Linked DNA regions of Homo sapiens: region 1 is linked to region 2. Evidence: chromatin loops called from intact Hi-C (ENCODE). Cell type or tissue: Panc1. All regions are shown on one strand.

Evidence for each region. A loop is a pair of places that touch in the nucleus more often than their neighbours do. Peaks named below come from ENCODE experiments on the same cell type or tissue, not always from the same donor. Only the 100,000 strongest peaks of a DNase experiment are listed, where the experiment ranks them.
Region 1: a loop joins it to region 2, with 4 times the contacts of the local background. A loop is called at or near these places in 6 of 110 quality-filtered maps.

What each region holds. Positions count from the first base shown.
Region 1 is chr11:30,913,734-30,921,733 of GRCh38, reverse strand. It overlaps DCDC1 (doublecortin domain containing 1), which reads left to right. Exons shown (of 39, transcript NM_001387274.1): 25 at 799-958; 26 at 4,706-4,864; 27 at 6,023-6,223. LOC105376611 (a long non-coding RNA gene) reads right to left here. Exons shown (of 5, transcript XR_007062642.1): 5 at 1-327. Among named protein-coding and RNA genes, the nearest start is that of LINC02859, 180 kb to the right of the region's middle. In Panc1, CTCF peaks have their summits at 3,430, 3,629 (motif pointing right), 7,163 and 7,362; a DNase peak (open chromatin) is centred at 3,678.
Region 2 is chr11:30,359,259-30,367,258 of GRCh38, reverse strand. LOC102723403 (a long non-coding RNA gene) reads left to right here and starts at 4,078. Exons shown (of 4, transcript XR_001748162.1): 1 at 4,078-5,468; 2 at 5,808-6,014; 3 at 6,688-6,771. In Panc1, no CTCF peak of the experiment used is centred here; no DNase peak of the experiment used is centred here.

The DNA of each region.
Region 1 (8,000 bases), 550 kb before region 2:
CAGTTTAACTAAGATACCCAAAGTGAAGCCTGTAGAGAGAATCAAGACATGCTGTGCTAGTTTTCTGGCTTTCTCTGTCTTGTGCCCCAGATCCCCTCTGGCCCAGGAGTGATGGTTTTTCTCCAGGTCAATCCTGAAGTTAAACTCTTGATACAGTAAGTGGGAGCTACAGGCTTTTGGAGAAACCATAGATCATGACTGTGTCATCCTGACTTCCACGTTCGATGGCAGTATGCTGTTTGAATGTCAAAAACTATCTTTGGACTTTTGCTTTTCTTTTATAAAAGTTCTAATTTCCTCATGATCTTCCTCCTTCCATTAAGTTTTCTCCAGGAACCAGGACAAAAGTCCATATAGAGAAAAGAAAAAGAAAAAAAATTAGTATAATTTAAAACATTGCCCTATTATATATATTGAACACCGTGTAGTAAAACTTTGCATGTGTCATTCAAGGCTTTCTCTGGGACTGGGACTGGGACTTCCACTGATGAGTTTTGGATCCCAGAGAATGATCTAGAAACATATATCTAAATAATGTAGCCCATTTGAATAATTACGATATATGATAATTAACTGATCTTTGGAAAGACCAATTTTTAGTATTTTTGACTAAGAATATCTTGAGAGTAAAGAATCTATAAAAATTAAAATTAAATTCAACTGAGTTTAATAAGTAACCTATGAATAGACCAAATAGATGGAATTATTTTGCATTTGTATTTTAGTGTGTGTTTTTAAATTCCTGATGCTCTGCAATTGTAAGTAATATGTCTTTGCAATTTGTGAATTTCTGCTCAGCTCTTGTTTTAGAAGTCCAAAGTGACATTGTATCTGGAAGCAAGCTTGCTGTGCATAAACCTGTAGCAATTTTTGGAGAAGAGAAGCAAGTTACAGAACCGGAAGAAAAGCAAATGCAAGAAGATCCTCTAACAACGGAAAATGCTTCCAGTGAAATTCTGTAAGTAATCAGTGTAGCCTGAAAAGCTACCTGGCTGCTTTTTGAACTCAGCTCATTAGCCCGATAACAGCACAGAGCCCATGCAGGGAGCTCATGCCAAGTTTGTGAAACTAATGGCAGCTGAAGAGCTAGTATTTAATTAGTTTTCCGGCAAAATGATACAACTACAGCTTCGATGTTCAACCATCACAGTGATCTATTTTCAGTAATATTGTTACAATGTTATTATTTTTAAGAGGCTAGAATTTTAGGATAGTAGGCATTTATTTGAGGAATTCATCAAATTTTGTTTCCATAATCATTGACTTCAGGATAAATTAAACTTCTTCCCTAAGTTCAAGTTGACACATGTTAATATACAGTTATCTTTCTGGATCATTGAAATAGCTTTCTGATTTCTCTCTATTGCCGTAATATCTTCCTTCCAATTCCCCTCTAAGTTAAACTGTAGACAATTAACTTTCTAATGTACAATCCTTTTCACATAGTTTTTTAAGGGTACCTATTGCAGACAGAAAAACCTATTCATCTGGAATCCCAAGGCCTTCTGACCCTGGTTCATGCCTGTCATTGACCCTCATTTGCATTCCCATGCCCACTGTCTCTTTCTGCCACATGAATTCCAACCTCCAGCTCAGCAACGACAAGCTGTCGCCTGCATATTGCACATTCTGTTTATGTTCTGTTGCAGACCTCTGAGCCACATATGAATTTCTCTCCACTGCAGTGCCTTTACTTGCCCCGTACTTATCTGTAGAATGATACTTTAGCATTGAAGTCAATTACAGCAATGACTGTACGTGGCAATGTGCTTGTCAGTCCCTCTCCCCCTTGCCTACCCCTCCCTCTACCAGCCTGGGAACGTTGAGGGCAAAGATTCTGTCACATGGGTTCTAATTATCATTTACTGAATAAATGAATGAAAGATTGAATGTGTTTCCAAATTATAAAACCAAAAATACCTGGCCAATTACCTCTGCAATAATTGTGAAACTAATTTATATATCATTGTTATTAATTGTTTCTATCCTCAATTATAAGAATATGAACGTTTATTTTAGGAACCAAACTTCCTCATTTGGATGGGTGATTCAGTTGGTCCTATGACTGACACTAACAAAGGCACCAGAAGGCATTTTTCAGAGAGAATGATTGGTCCTAGATGGCATCTTTCTCAACAGTCAGGGAATTGACCACGAACTTTCACATCCCCTTCTAAAGAATGTGTCATCTAGCCTCTTAGTCTGCACTTGGAAAAAAATAAACAGAAAGTAAGAAAAAAGAAACATTTTTGAGAGCAAAGATCGTCATTGTTCTGAATCAGAGATTTCATGAAGGCCTGGAGTCCTTGAGGTTAAAAGTGATTGGGTTCTCTCAGAGTACAATGCAGGCATCTACTGCATATTCCAAGCAGGCTCTTTTGCTCAAGCCTCTTCTTGAATACTCCTAATAACAGAGAGATCACTGTTTTCAAGGAGGCCCATTCTAACATTTAAATAATTATTTAGACCATCTCCATCTTATTATTCCATATGTTTCTCTGTACTATGCCCTATACCTCTTCTACTTGGCAGCCCTTAAACTATTGGAAATATTTTTTAATATACAGGGTTATCTATTTTCCAGGCTGTCACTAGTCATTTGAACCATTTCTGATGACATGATCCTGAAATAATCCTAAATCATCTAATATCAGGAAGTCACTGTAAGATTTTTCCCAGACTTTCTTAAATGTGCTTGTTTGGAGTTTTTTGCATATTTGAAAAATGGGATGATTTAAGGAGGGACATGCATAAAGCCAGCAGCTAGAACATCAATCTAGAAGGATCCTTTTTGATTGCTTTTTTATCATAAAGGTGTCCGGCACAAACAATAAGAAAAATGGAAAAGAAATTCTAGTAGCACTTGCCTACTCTGTGCTTTGCAGGAAAAAAAGATTTTTGGAACACAGAGAGTGGGGGAAACTTTCTCATTTCCTCACTGAATCACAGGTACCTGCCCACCTCTTCAGCCTTGTCTAGAACTACCATCCCCTCACTCACTGCATACCTGTCACACCACTGTCTTTCTGTTCTTCAAGTGGGCTAACCATAATCTTGCTTCATAGCCTTTTCATTTGTTCTTTTCTCTGCTTGGAATGCTCTCCCTCTAGATCCTTACATGGCTGGCCCCTTTCTATTGTCTTTGTCTCAATTCAAACATCACCTCTCAGAGAAACCTTCTTTGACTCCATTGCTAACGTAAACCTTACCCCATCCCAGTCAATTTCCATTACAATATCCTATTTTATTCAACTTATGGCATTTATCTTGTTTATTCATTTACTTGTCTATTTAATCTCTCCTCTTCCCACTAGAATGTAAACTCCGTGAGCACTGATAACTTACCTGTCTTGTAGATGTTCAATAAATATTGATTAAAGGAGTGAATAACTAACGAATGGTTTGTTCTATGAATGAACAAATTAATAAAGCAAGATGGACTGAAAAATGACTGTTCTAAAACTGACTTGACTATACCTCATTTGCCAGGAAGTTCAAGAGCTGATAGAGAAATTCTGAGTAAGAAAGTTAAACATCTGGATTTGGGTGAAGAATCTTGTTTGCATCCTGCTAACTTTGTTAAAACTAAGAATGACTTTTTTTTTTTTCCTTTTCCCCAAAGAAATGGAATTGATGAGAAAGCTGTGCGTTTTATTTTTAACACAAGATGGCGCTGTTGTTTTTTTTAACTGTAAAGGGAGAGGTTTGCCTTCAGAAGCCGCTTGTGCTGCCTGTAGTTCTGAATGAGGCAGTGATTACCCACCAGTTTCATATCCACATGTAATACTTCTATTACATTTGAAAAGAGTACGGTCAGCTCTGCTAGCACAGGAATTGTCCCTGAAGATTTTGGTAATTTAATAATGCTTGTAGTTACATCAAATTATGACAAGCACCTTGGTGATCAGTCTGTCCCAGAGAACTTTATTTACAGGTACGCATACTTAGAGTGCTGAAATAGGCTTGCTGCTTTGCCTGTATATTTATCCTTCCTCAGTCAAGCAGTCCTCATATCACAATCCCACTGAAGGCAAATGTGCTCTCAACAGTGGCCTGGAACTTTATATATACAGATCTATATGGCGGCTACTGATCCCCTTTATATCTTCATTTTAGTAAGAAGCCAGAAGGCTGACTCAATTATTCAAACTATGACTATTTACTCTGTTTAGTATATTATTCTCTATCAAAAGCTGGCTCATATGTGCAGATGCTATTTGAGTTTCTCTAGATTTCTCTGTGGAGAAATCTTGGAAAAGTTAAGGTTTCTTAACCTTGTCTAATGAGTAAACTTTACAAAACCGGGTAATCTAGGCTGTACTGTTCCAGTCAGAATTATGACCCAATTATGGGGTAGAGAGAGGGAGTCTCATTACATGTTCATTGTGAATTTCTCAAACTACTGAGTAGTCAATCTTTATGATTTTTGAAATACAATACATAGTCCCATTTTTTTCTGAGTAAACATGACAAAGATGAATGCTGTTTATTATGTGATTGAGGAATTTTATTTGTAGCCTTATATTAAAAGATCTAAATGATGTATTAGTGAGATGTGAATTTCCAGTATTAGGCACCCTTATGGAAATAAGATTTATAGATCCACCAACATCCTGTGGAATATGATCAGACTACACCTCAGAAAAAAATTCTGTGAACACGAATGAGATTTCTTAGACTTATGTTTGCTTCTGAACCTTGATAGAGATTCACACGTAAGAGCTCATCTTCGAATGAAGGCTTGTCACACACTTCCCAGGTATGCCTGGCAGGAAACTTCACATGACTTTGATGAGGATGACAGTCTTCCAAAGAAAACGGAAAAAGGGCTCTTTGAAAATGTGGAACCACAGAAGAAACACAGGTAAAAAGTTGCAAAGGATTCCTCTTAAAGATTTCTGTCTAGTGTTAGTTTTCTCACCTTGGGACACATATATTCCCAAGAGTTTTCACTGCTGTTAGCTGCTGTTTCTATCAACATGCACATTTTTGTCTTATGTTTTTGATTAAAATATTTACAAAATTTTGCGGGAAGGTCCTTTACTCTTTGGTTTATTTTGTTCAGTGTATAATATCTTACTCATTTGTGTGTTTTTTTCTATTAAACAGTATGCTTATCCACCTTTGCCTCCTGACAACTTAGCACAGAGCCTATATATTTGTTGAATGAATGTGTGAGTGAACTTCTGAATAAGCATTTAAGATGCCCTAATGTTTTTAAGAAATTAAGAAAATGCAGTTTCTTCCTTTTTAGTTTAATGTTTTTTGTCAATGTCCAATGAAATGACAGGAATATATAGTACTTTGTATTATTTCATAATCTTTAGACATTTACTTGACATTACAGCAGTCACTGGAACACATGAATTAAACATTTTTGACACTTCAACATTTAGCACTAGGCCATGCACGTAGTAGGGGCTTAATAGATGTTTATAGATTAATTTAATTGACAATGTGTTGTGATATGTAATATGTTACTTCTGCTTAATGTAAGGTCCTTAAGACAGTCATTTAAATTATTAGTGCATCATTATTTTATGATATGCTATGACTTGTTAGAGGTGAGTTAAAAACTTGGAGAATGGTGTTCTGTTTCCAGGGATACTGTAGATAGAGGAAAGAAACAATCATAGTTTGAATAGAATTCCTTTATTTCTCTGTTTTTATTCTACATGCCCCTGCCCCCATTCTCTTACTTAATTTTAAATTTTACTTTTTCCTCTTTAAATTACCTTGTCAACTGAAGTTCTTTTTTCTTTGCTAACGAATTTTTCAAATATTCTCCTGGTAAACATTTATTTATGTTACAAAATAAGCTCAGAATTCTACTTCTTATGTCAGCTTAGAAGTGCAGTGCTGGTAGCATTGCCGTCATTCTAATGATATGGTCTATCATTTCAAGTTAACGTGTTTCACGTTGGAGCTCTCACCAACAGAACTTATAATCTCCAGCACATCAAGTGCATGATCAAGTGCATGGGACATTTTTCTGCCACTAATAGAGATTTCTTTATCTCAGCTGTTCACCAAAGCATAGTAAATTGCACAAGCATTGTCATCAGCAGTTCGAATACAGAGATGGGCAGATTATAAGCCATGCTGCTCCTCAGCTAGTCTTGGGGGTTCAAGGTCCCAATCTCCGATCAGGCATGGAGGTGGTTTTGGTGGAGAAGAAATCTGATGGTAGTCATCAGCGCTGGATACACCAGGAAGACAGCAGGTAATCCCATTATATTTGGGTTTACTATATCAAAAGGTGAATAGGATCCTAATAAGTCTAGCATGGTCCCCACAGAACAAGATGAACTATATCTGAGAATTCTGGGTCTTCTATTTAACTTAGCTGATAATTCTTTATCCTAGCCAAAGAAGAGGAAGGGAATAAAATCAAATGTAAATGCTAGGTAAGCTACATACAATTTATCCACAATCAGATTCAGAGGAGGAATGTTCCCTCTGATCTCCTGGGTATAGTTTTATCTGGCCATTGGGCTCAAGACTGAACTTGCATCAATGTCATTTTTATGAAATGAATAGATCAAATAAGAATTCTAAAACGTCCCCAATTTTCAAATTTTTTGATACTTTTCATTAACTTACTCCCCATCCTTCCCCCAACACACACCTTCCCTCTTTCCTCCACCTTCATAAAATAACCAGTTTGTGGTTTCCACTCACGCAGTATAAACTAATTCCTATCTTAGCAAATATATCAACCTAATTCAATGTCTGGTCCTGGATCCAAATTTGAACCAACTACAGTACTGTAAAAAAGTTATTTTTGAGATAATCAGGAGAAATATAAAACAGCTTGGCTATCTGATGACATTAAGGAAGTCCTATTAATTTTGTTGGGTCCAATAATGGTTCAATGGTAATGTTAAAAAAAAAGTCCTGATAAGTTGGAAACATTGTAGTATTTACAGATAAAATTAAAAGCTATCTTAGATTTGTTGTAAGACATTCTATCATAAATAAAAATTTTAAAAGTTGAGGGGAATGGATGAAATGAGAATGGCAGAATGTTGATGGCTGTTAGGTCCATGCTGGTTGATTACACATTTCTCTCTCTCTCTCTTTTTTTTTTTTTTTTTTTTTGGGTGCATATGGAACATTTCTTTAATCGAACAAAAAAGAAAACAATTCCCTGTTTTTTAGATTGGTTTGCTTCAAATTCTACCATTAGTGTGATATGGTGGGCCTCCAGGGACCTCTTTAATCTCTTGAAATAGTGTACAAAGTGTATGTTTGTGCATCGTGCAATTTATTTTTTCTGGGAAAGAGCTGAGATTTTCACTGGCTTCTCAAAAGGTCTGCGATGAAAAGGCTTATGAATCAGTACTTTGAGGGAGGTTGCACAAGCTTCAGCAGGCGGCAGCAGCGAGCCCTGCCTGGGCAGGAGAGGAGCTGGTCTTACTCTGCTCACTGAGATGAGCAAAGCCTCCGGCAAGGAGAACTCGCTGGGCTGATGTTAGAAAAGACGGGAAAACCAATTGTGTAGACAGACCTGGTGAAAGTGTTTCTTTGCCCCATTCACCTGGGCTAAGCTGCCTTTGCAATGTGTAGGTAGGACAGCAGGCTTTTGTTTCTGTGAATGGTTTGCCATATGGAACCAGAATTCATTCATTCAACTGCCAAGGGTTATTGAGGGCAGTGTTTTAGGAGCTGTTGCTTTACAAAGAACAAAACAGATAAAAAATCTTTACTCTTATGGAGCTGACATCCTAGTGTTTCCTCATTTCTACATTGTATTTAGCAATTTATATTATTGCCTCGGCTTTCTGTATTATAGTAGAGGTCCCCACTTAAACCTAAATTGCAATTTGAGCATGGCTGATAAATTTGGGTGGACATGCATGGGGAATGAGAATGTGACCCTACGGCAAGAGAAAGCCATTGCATAATGAGTTTGACCCAGGAATACTTGGTCATTGGAAGAGAATACTAGTTCTGAATCTTGCTCAGTGTCTGTCTGCCTAAAACTCTATGAGATGTTG
Region 2 (8,000 bases):
TTTGCCAATTTACAGCTACTGAAAATATTTCACTCACTCGTCTCCAATTTTTTTTCTAATATTTTAGAAACATTGGTTCCATCAGATCAAAGACTTCCTACACTTAGTTAAAATCAAGACTGCTATCAATTCACTTGTTGTTTGGGGGCCACTGGGACGCATGGAAAGTGGTATGGGGGGTGCCAATGTTAGCCTTCTTGACATAGGCATACAAAGCTAGGAGTCTATCTGTCCTAACCACAGGCTCCACCAGAGGCAGGTAAGGACCCAGAACTTATTAGAGTCTCACAGATCTCAATGTTCAGCCCAGAGGAGACAGTGATACTTGGTTTTCTTTAGAGGTGAGAGATTTTTAGCTCACCACTGGCTTCATCAACCTCTGGAGAAATCAGGAATCCTGAGCTAGATATTTAACAAAACTTTGTAAAAGCTGAAAACCGTGTAATGATAGTGTGTCTCTGGACCATAACAGCATATGGAACCAGACACCAGACTAGTTTTCAAGACAAAATGATCTTTGTTAAATTACATGAAAATAATAGGGAGGCAAAGTGTTGCAAGGATACCACCCTGCAAATGCAGAGGCCAGGGCTTTCCTTTGGTCTGTCCACTAAACTAATTTAATAACAAAGCTGTGTGACCTTGGGTAAACTACCTTACCTCTCTGGACTTCCTGCTCCCCCCATCTCTAATTAGGTCTTAAATGACTTCAATTTGCATATCAAGTATTTGACAAAAAGTCAAAATTATTGCAGAGAAAAAAACACTTAATTTGTAGTCACCATCACTGCTCATAGCATATCAATCATTTGGGCAGCAGCATGGATAATTTAATTTTCTCCCTGAGAGAGCATATCAGATGTCAAATGACCTACTTGATGACCTTTCAACCCACCAAGTTCTTTCTAGCCTCAGGGTATTTGCACTTACTACTGGATTTGCCCACAAATATTTCCCTTTGACTTGCAGCTATTTCTCACTTCTCCATCTCAGTTAAAATCTCAGCTACAATCTCTCCAAAGAGGCCTTACCTGGCCATGCATCGGTCACACTCTAGCCCCTCCTCATTCCATTTTAATTGCTTCAAAACACTTGAAATGATCAAACTTAGGGATTTGATCATATGCCTATTGGCTGTTTCCCTCCACAGAATGTAAGATCCACAAAAGACAGATCTTGTGGTCTTGTTCGGTCTGTGCCTAGAACATTGCCCAGCACTGCAGATACCCCAAGGCAGGAAGTAACTCAGTGGGCTGAAAATCAGAAAGGAGGCCATGTGACTGAATCTTGTAGAGTGAGGAGAAAAGTGGTGAGAGGTAATATCAGGGAGATAGGCAGGGGCTAGATCATGTAGGTCTTATTGGCTATGGTGACTACGTGAGAGTAATGCTGTTATTGGTAAACCTTTGAATCTTCTCAGATGTGTATACTTCTAAAAGCAAATCATTTGCAAACAGCTATATTTGACCTGTTATTAGTAAGCAGTTACTTGAGACATACATCACAGCTGATCACCGCATCCCAGTGTGTCACAAATTTATAGTTTTACAAGATAACCTCAAAAACAGGGGCTCCAGGGAGGGGCTTCAGAGAGTTTGTGAGTCCTTGAAGCAAAAGGAAAAATTTTGCTGTGAAGTGCAAGCATTCACGTGTGCTCCTGGAGAGAGGTTCCATGAGCTCCAGCCTATTCTCAATGGGGCCCTATCACCTCCCAATTTCAGAATCATTGATCCCTGCTCTCAGCTTTCTCTGAACACCTTGACTCTTCCAGCATCTTGCTCTAGGCTGGTAAATATGTTTGCTGTCTATTTAAATCACAACTTAAATCTGTGAACTATACTTTCTTCAGTAAGCAGGCAGAGAAGTAAACATGGGGAACATTTACTTTTAAAAAAAGATCAATTAGCAAATGACAACCCATGATAAATCAGCGCCCATGTGTTAAGTAACCGGAGTGCAGGCGGCAAGGGCTGATTTTCCTCCCAATGACAGTCGCTGAAATATCCACATAAGATGATCTTTAAATATTTGACTGTTGCCTTAAAATAGCTACCTTGGTTTTTAAAAAAGAACATAATTTTAAAACCCTTAGCTTATTTTTAATTTATAGTCCCTGAAAAAAATTAAGTGGCTGGCCCAATCATTTATATGCCTGGGCAAAAGCAATACATCTATATAAAAGTACAGTGATATATTTCTGTTGCTACTTTAATGTGCTGCTCCTCGCCCTGTATGTTCTGATTCATTGGAGAGTAGCAATCATGTCGACAGGCGCTGTTCTTCAGTTCCCATCAGCGACAACTAAAGGCCAATTCAAGGTTGTGGTGGGGTCATGAATCTAACACAGTCGCTGATAGAACAATTTCCCTTCCACACAGCATTGTCAGTGGGACACACTGGGAATAGACAGGGAGGCTGGCTGTGTGCATCTCTATCTTCTTGCTTTTTCTTTTGTTTCAGAGCCGGTGTCTGTGGTGTGTGCCAATCCAGCACCATTAGGGAATAGAGGGCCAGTCCGTGGAAAATTGATAAGGGAGAAAATTTCTAATGCCTCAAGAATTTGGGAGGGGGGTGGGAAATAAGCCTGTCCCTCTGTGCAAACAAGTCATCCAACAATGTATTACAAGAGGGTCAAGAGCAGAGAAACAGAAGGAGAGGCAGAAATAAAGGCCTGCTGGTTGGAAACAAGAGAGGTCTCAGAGCTTTACAAAAGAAAATGTTTACATTCCAGAGACTCGGAGGGTTAATTAAATAACCGAGTTCTCTGTTCTTTCATTGCCCAAATAGTGTCTGAATGAGTGAAGATGCTGTCTCTGCAGCTGCTTTTTGTGGTCCTTCCTCATTCTAGCCTGCAGTCCACGGCTGACCGGAAAGCCAACCTTATCTCTATTAGTCCAGAGGGTGAAGGCAGGTTTAATTTAAAACCAAGTCCAAAGATAGAACATCTTGGATGAGGCTTTGATAGCTAGTGTCATAACTTTTGTGGGCTAAGCCTCAAGTTTTGTTGAGATAAAAGCGTCTGGAAAGTGGGTGAAGGATGAGAACCAAGGACTTGGCTAGTTGTGGGGGCAGGTTCCTGCAAGTGAATGGTCCCAGGTCACAGTGTGCAAAGAGCAAGGAGTCTTGCAAGCATTAACAACATTTCACAGCAGTTTTAAACATGGACTTTGAGTTCAGAGAGGACACAAAGGGGTTAAGATTTCACTCAAAGACATGGTGGTGGGTGTGCAGCTGTGACTCGATCCAAGGCCTGTTGGAATCCAGAGCCCTAAGAGTCTAGGACTCTTAGTCCTAGACTTGTGGCTCCCTGTTTTGGATGCCCATGTGAAGGAGGTTGACCATGGCACCCACCTTTCACGTGTCCCTCTGCGTCCCAAACCCCAACTGCATTGATGGCAGTCCTGGTTGTAAGTGTGAGAATTCTTTGCCCTAATAGAATCAAACCTTTTTCAAATATTAGGATAACACTTAAGATGAGTGAGTAACATGTTTTTGATAGCTATAAACTGGCAAAGATGGAGCTAGTTCCAGCTACTACTACATAACTAAGCATTTCTCGCTTCCTGTAACAAAGACAGTTACTTAGGAGGAATAATAAACATGAAATAAACAGTTAATTAATCCATATAAGAGGCAAATCCACCACCACAGTTGCTGTATTTACTATTCTTTTTTTCACAGACAGGGGTTTTGCTCTGTTGCCCAGTCCTTGGTTCTCATCCTTCACCCACTTTCCAGACGCTCTTATCTCAACAAAACTTGAGGCTCAGCCCACAAAAGTTATGACACTAGCTATCAAAGCCTCATCCAAGATTGCCCAGGCTGCAGTGCAATGGTGTGATCATAGCGCACTGTAACCTCGAACTCCATCAGGTCCAGTCTTTTTGTTTTAGAGAGACTAAAACAAAAATACGTTTTTTTAAGAGAAAAAACCCCGATCTCTTAAATGATATTTTCTCCTGTATAAAATGAATACATTGTTGCTATATTTTTTACATTATTATTATATTATTGTTTTGGAAGTACTGTACTGAAAAATAAAAGAAAGAAATTAACCAACCTTAGTGCTACCATACTATTAATATTTTAATGTATTTCTGTTTCATTTATTTTATATGCATAATTTTTGTCAGTTATTTAATGGTCATACTGCTTACATACTTTTGAAAACAATTTTTAAAATTTAACATTTCTATGTAAGCATTTTCTCATGTTATTATGAATTCTTAATAAATATCATTTTAATGGCTGCTTAATGTTCCAGCAAGTGGATATTCCAGAATTTACTTAATGATCTCTTTATTACCAGACATTAACTGGTTTCTAATTTTTTAGTATTACAGATAATGTCATGATCAATATTTGGGGGCATTTTCCACATTTCAGATTATTTCCTTAGGCTAGATTTACAGAAGTAGAATTGCAGAGTCAAAAGGTATGAAAACATTCAACACTCTCAAGAAATATTGTCATACTGCTTTATAAAAGGGTTGGTGCAGTTTGCACTGCCGCTAGCAGCTAATCGAGCAAAACTGCAATGGGACTAAAAACAGTTTATGGAGTTAGACCAGGGTTTCTCAACCTCAGCACAATTGACCTTTTGTGCAGGATAATTCTTTGTTATGGGAGGCTGTCGTACGTATTGTAGTAATGTTTAGCAGTATCCCCGCTATCTGTCCACTAGAATTCAGTAGCAACCCTCAGTTATGACAACAAAAAATGTCTCCAGACATTGCCACATGCATCCTTGGGGGCAAAATCATCCCTGGTTAAGACCTCATGTGTTAGACAAACTTTAACTTTGACTTTCATTTGAGCTCTACCACATACTAGCAAGCCAATGTGGGCAGGTTACTTGATCTCTCTGGCTCATCATTTATTCATCGTAAACTGGGGATGATTACACTCAGCTCAGGAGTTGCTTGTGAAGATAAGATAGTGTATGTAAGGTGTTTCATACAATGCTTGGAGCCTGGTAACAGCTAGTAACTATTTGCAATTAAGATCATGGTGGCAATGCTGGAAGTGCCCTGTGAAAGGACCTGGCTTTTGTGTGAATGAAGGAGAGGTGGGTTTAGTGAATCACTGATATTCATTCATTTATTTATGCACTCATTCAGTTAGTATTTATTGGGCCATTACTACATGCCAGGAATTGTTCCAGGCACAAAGGATACAGCAGTGTATAAAATACTGTCCTCATGGAGCTTATATTCGAGTGGAGAGACAGGCAATAAATGAGATTGGAAAAGTTAATTATATGATATGTTAGGAAAGAGGATAGAAATTGTTTGGCAGGTGGGAGAGGTTGAAATTTTAGATAGGATAGATCTGGAAGTCTCTATCGAAGAGGGACAATTAAGACTTGACTTTGCCATGTAGGCACTGAAGGGCAGTCCAGATGGAGGGAAGAGCAAGTGCAAAGGCCCTGAAACAGAAATGTGCCCAGAATGTTCAAGGACTCACAGGTAAGCCAGTGTGCCTGGAGGAGGCTGGAGAAGGAATTAAGACATTGGGTGAGTGGTTGGCTGGTGGCCTGGTGATGAGGGATTATAGAGACTTTGTTTTTACTCTAAGTGAGATGGGAAGCCTTTAGATATCATTGTTTTGTACACTTTAAAGTAATCTTTGACAAGAAATTGTGGAAGGTGAAATAGGAAATATAAGAGTGTCTATCTAGGGGGTATAGAGTTGAGAGTGGAAAAATGGAAAAAACCTGCTTTTCCATGTCAACAGGTCTTACCCAGCCAACTTCCAAATTATTTCCATCTTATTTTGAAATAATTCCATCTTATTTCCACTGAAAGATCTAACTTGGCTGAAGGCAAGGCTTCGGGGTCAATAAGGAGAGCTGATTGCAGGACTATGCATCACCATCTGATTACCTGGGTGTGCTTCATGCTCTCGTGTGTGTGTGACATTGTCATGGATGCAATGTTCTCCTCAGAACATGGAATTCAACCTGCTGTCCTCTCTCAGTAACAATAATGAAGCTTTTAAAGCATCCCTGAAAGGTATGTCCATTTCTTTTTCTCCTTAAATATGATTGGGAAGTGATTAATTAGAGTGAGAAACAGACAATAACTCAAAAGAACAAAGTGGTATGGGTAGGGACCATAGTTTGGTCTTATGGCTAAAGAGTGATTGGACAAGTTATTGAAACAAATTTCTCTATGTCTTAGGGAATTTGAATGTTGACTTTCTTGGTGAGACTATATCAGTGGTATGCATTTCATAATCATCTTTTATTCTAGTATTATGACTCAGATTTAAGGTGTATCTTTTATTCATGTCAACAAGTATAAACACATGCTTGAATGTTTTTCTCCTTTAGTCCAAGGTGATATTAATCAGAATTCATTTCAGATAAAAATCTCAACATGCACTTGAACTCAAAGGTGAGAGTGCATTCCATTCTGTTCTCACTTTATGGAGCAACTCTTCTGCCAGCTCTGGCTTGGCAACTTGACTCTTTTGCAAAAGTTGGTTCTCAGGAGCTCCTACAGAGTGGAAAAAAATCCTTGATCCCAGTCTTAAAGATAAGAGGGATTAGCTCCTTGGTGCTTCATAAGGTTTGTGACATTCGAGGCGATTCTGTGAATTTCAAAATTTTAAACCTTGTTTATGTTTTGTGAAAGTAAAATTTAAAATTGTTTAATCCAATTCTGCTCCTTCTATTCATTTCAGAGTTATCGTGGAAGGATTTGCTAAAGGACCAAAGACAACTGCCAACCTCTTCAAAGGCAATTTTCCTGCATCAGTGTCACACAGGTAGATTGCTTGGGACTGCATTTATTCATTTCCCAATTTTTTTAAATCGTACTTCACCTTGGATTAATTGCTTGACAATGTCAATCCATTTCTTTGTGGGATCCCCAAATGGGAATTCAATCACTGCCTCTGATCAAGTGGGGAACCTTCATCTGCTTGGGATGACAAAGATCTGCAGTCTCCTCACCCAGCTACCTGTTCATCAGTTAGTCCCTTTGGCAGAATCATCCATGCCATTGGAACACTTGGGGATAGCCTGCCTGATTAGTTAAATTTTTCTTTGTCACCTCGTGAGCCTGCCTTGTCCAACTCTGTAACTTTGAATGTGAGGAAAAACTGGCTGTTTGTGTAAACATAAATGCCTCTTCACAACTGAACACTTTCCACCCTTGTATTAGGATGGTGTGCATTTCCACTGTTTGCCTGTTACTGTCACCCCACAGCTGCTCTGGGAAGCAATGCAGAAGGTTCCCTCCCTGAGTTCTCCGACCACAGTGGACGACTCCAGTGGCTTCAAGAAACATCCATGACAGTACTGGGGATCATTCGTTGGTTTCACAGTGTAGGGCCTGGTTTGTGATTCTCTCTAATGGCAGACCAGGCCTCTGGACCAGAAATGGGGCCATGGAAAGTGGCATGAAAGGATCTCAGCAACAGGAATAAACAGATTTGGTTCTAGCAGTGCTTGTTTCATTAGATATTTCAACCTGCTTAAGTGGAGAAATAGTAGACTTGAACCAATTGAAAAAACCCAGAACGATACACACCAATTTGCTGAGTCCTGAAAAGAATGCAATTCCAAATCTATTCATCTACCGAAACCATGACCCAAACCAATATCACCACCAAACCTACCCACCCCACCAAACACACACTCTGAGAAGGGAGAGAGGATGCGGAATAAGGACCAAAGGATTAAAGAAGAATGTCAAATAATTCTGCATAGTAAACCTGAACTAAAGTAAAATTATATCAATCCTCCTTTTCCCATCAAAGACTGAGCATTCTGGTTAATGAAATAATTTAAGGTACAGTAATTTGCTTTCACGGAAACACAATTTTCCAACTTATGAGTAACTTATATGTACAGTGGGAATCAAAGTATCCTTTTAGTCTTTAATAAACCAAGCATTATAATGAAGATAGTGTCTAAACAGCTTTCTCCTTTTAGTGGTCCGCACCAAAGAAGATAAATAGATGGGCTTAGCTACAGAAAGGCAGCCTCCACA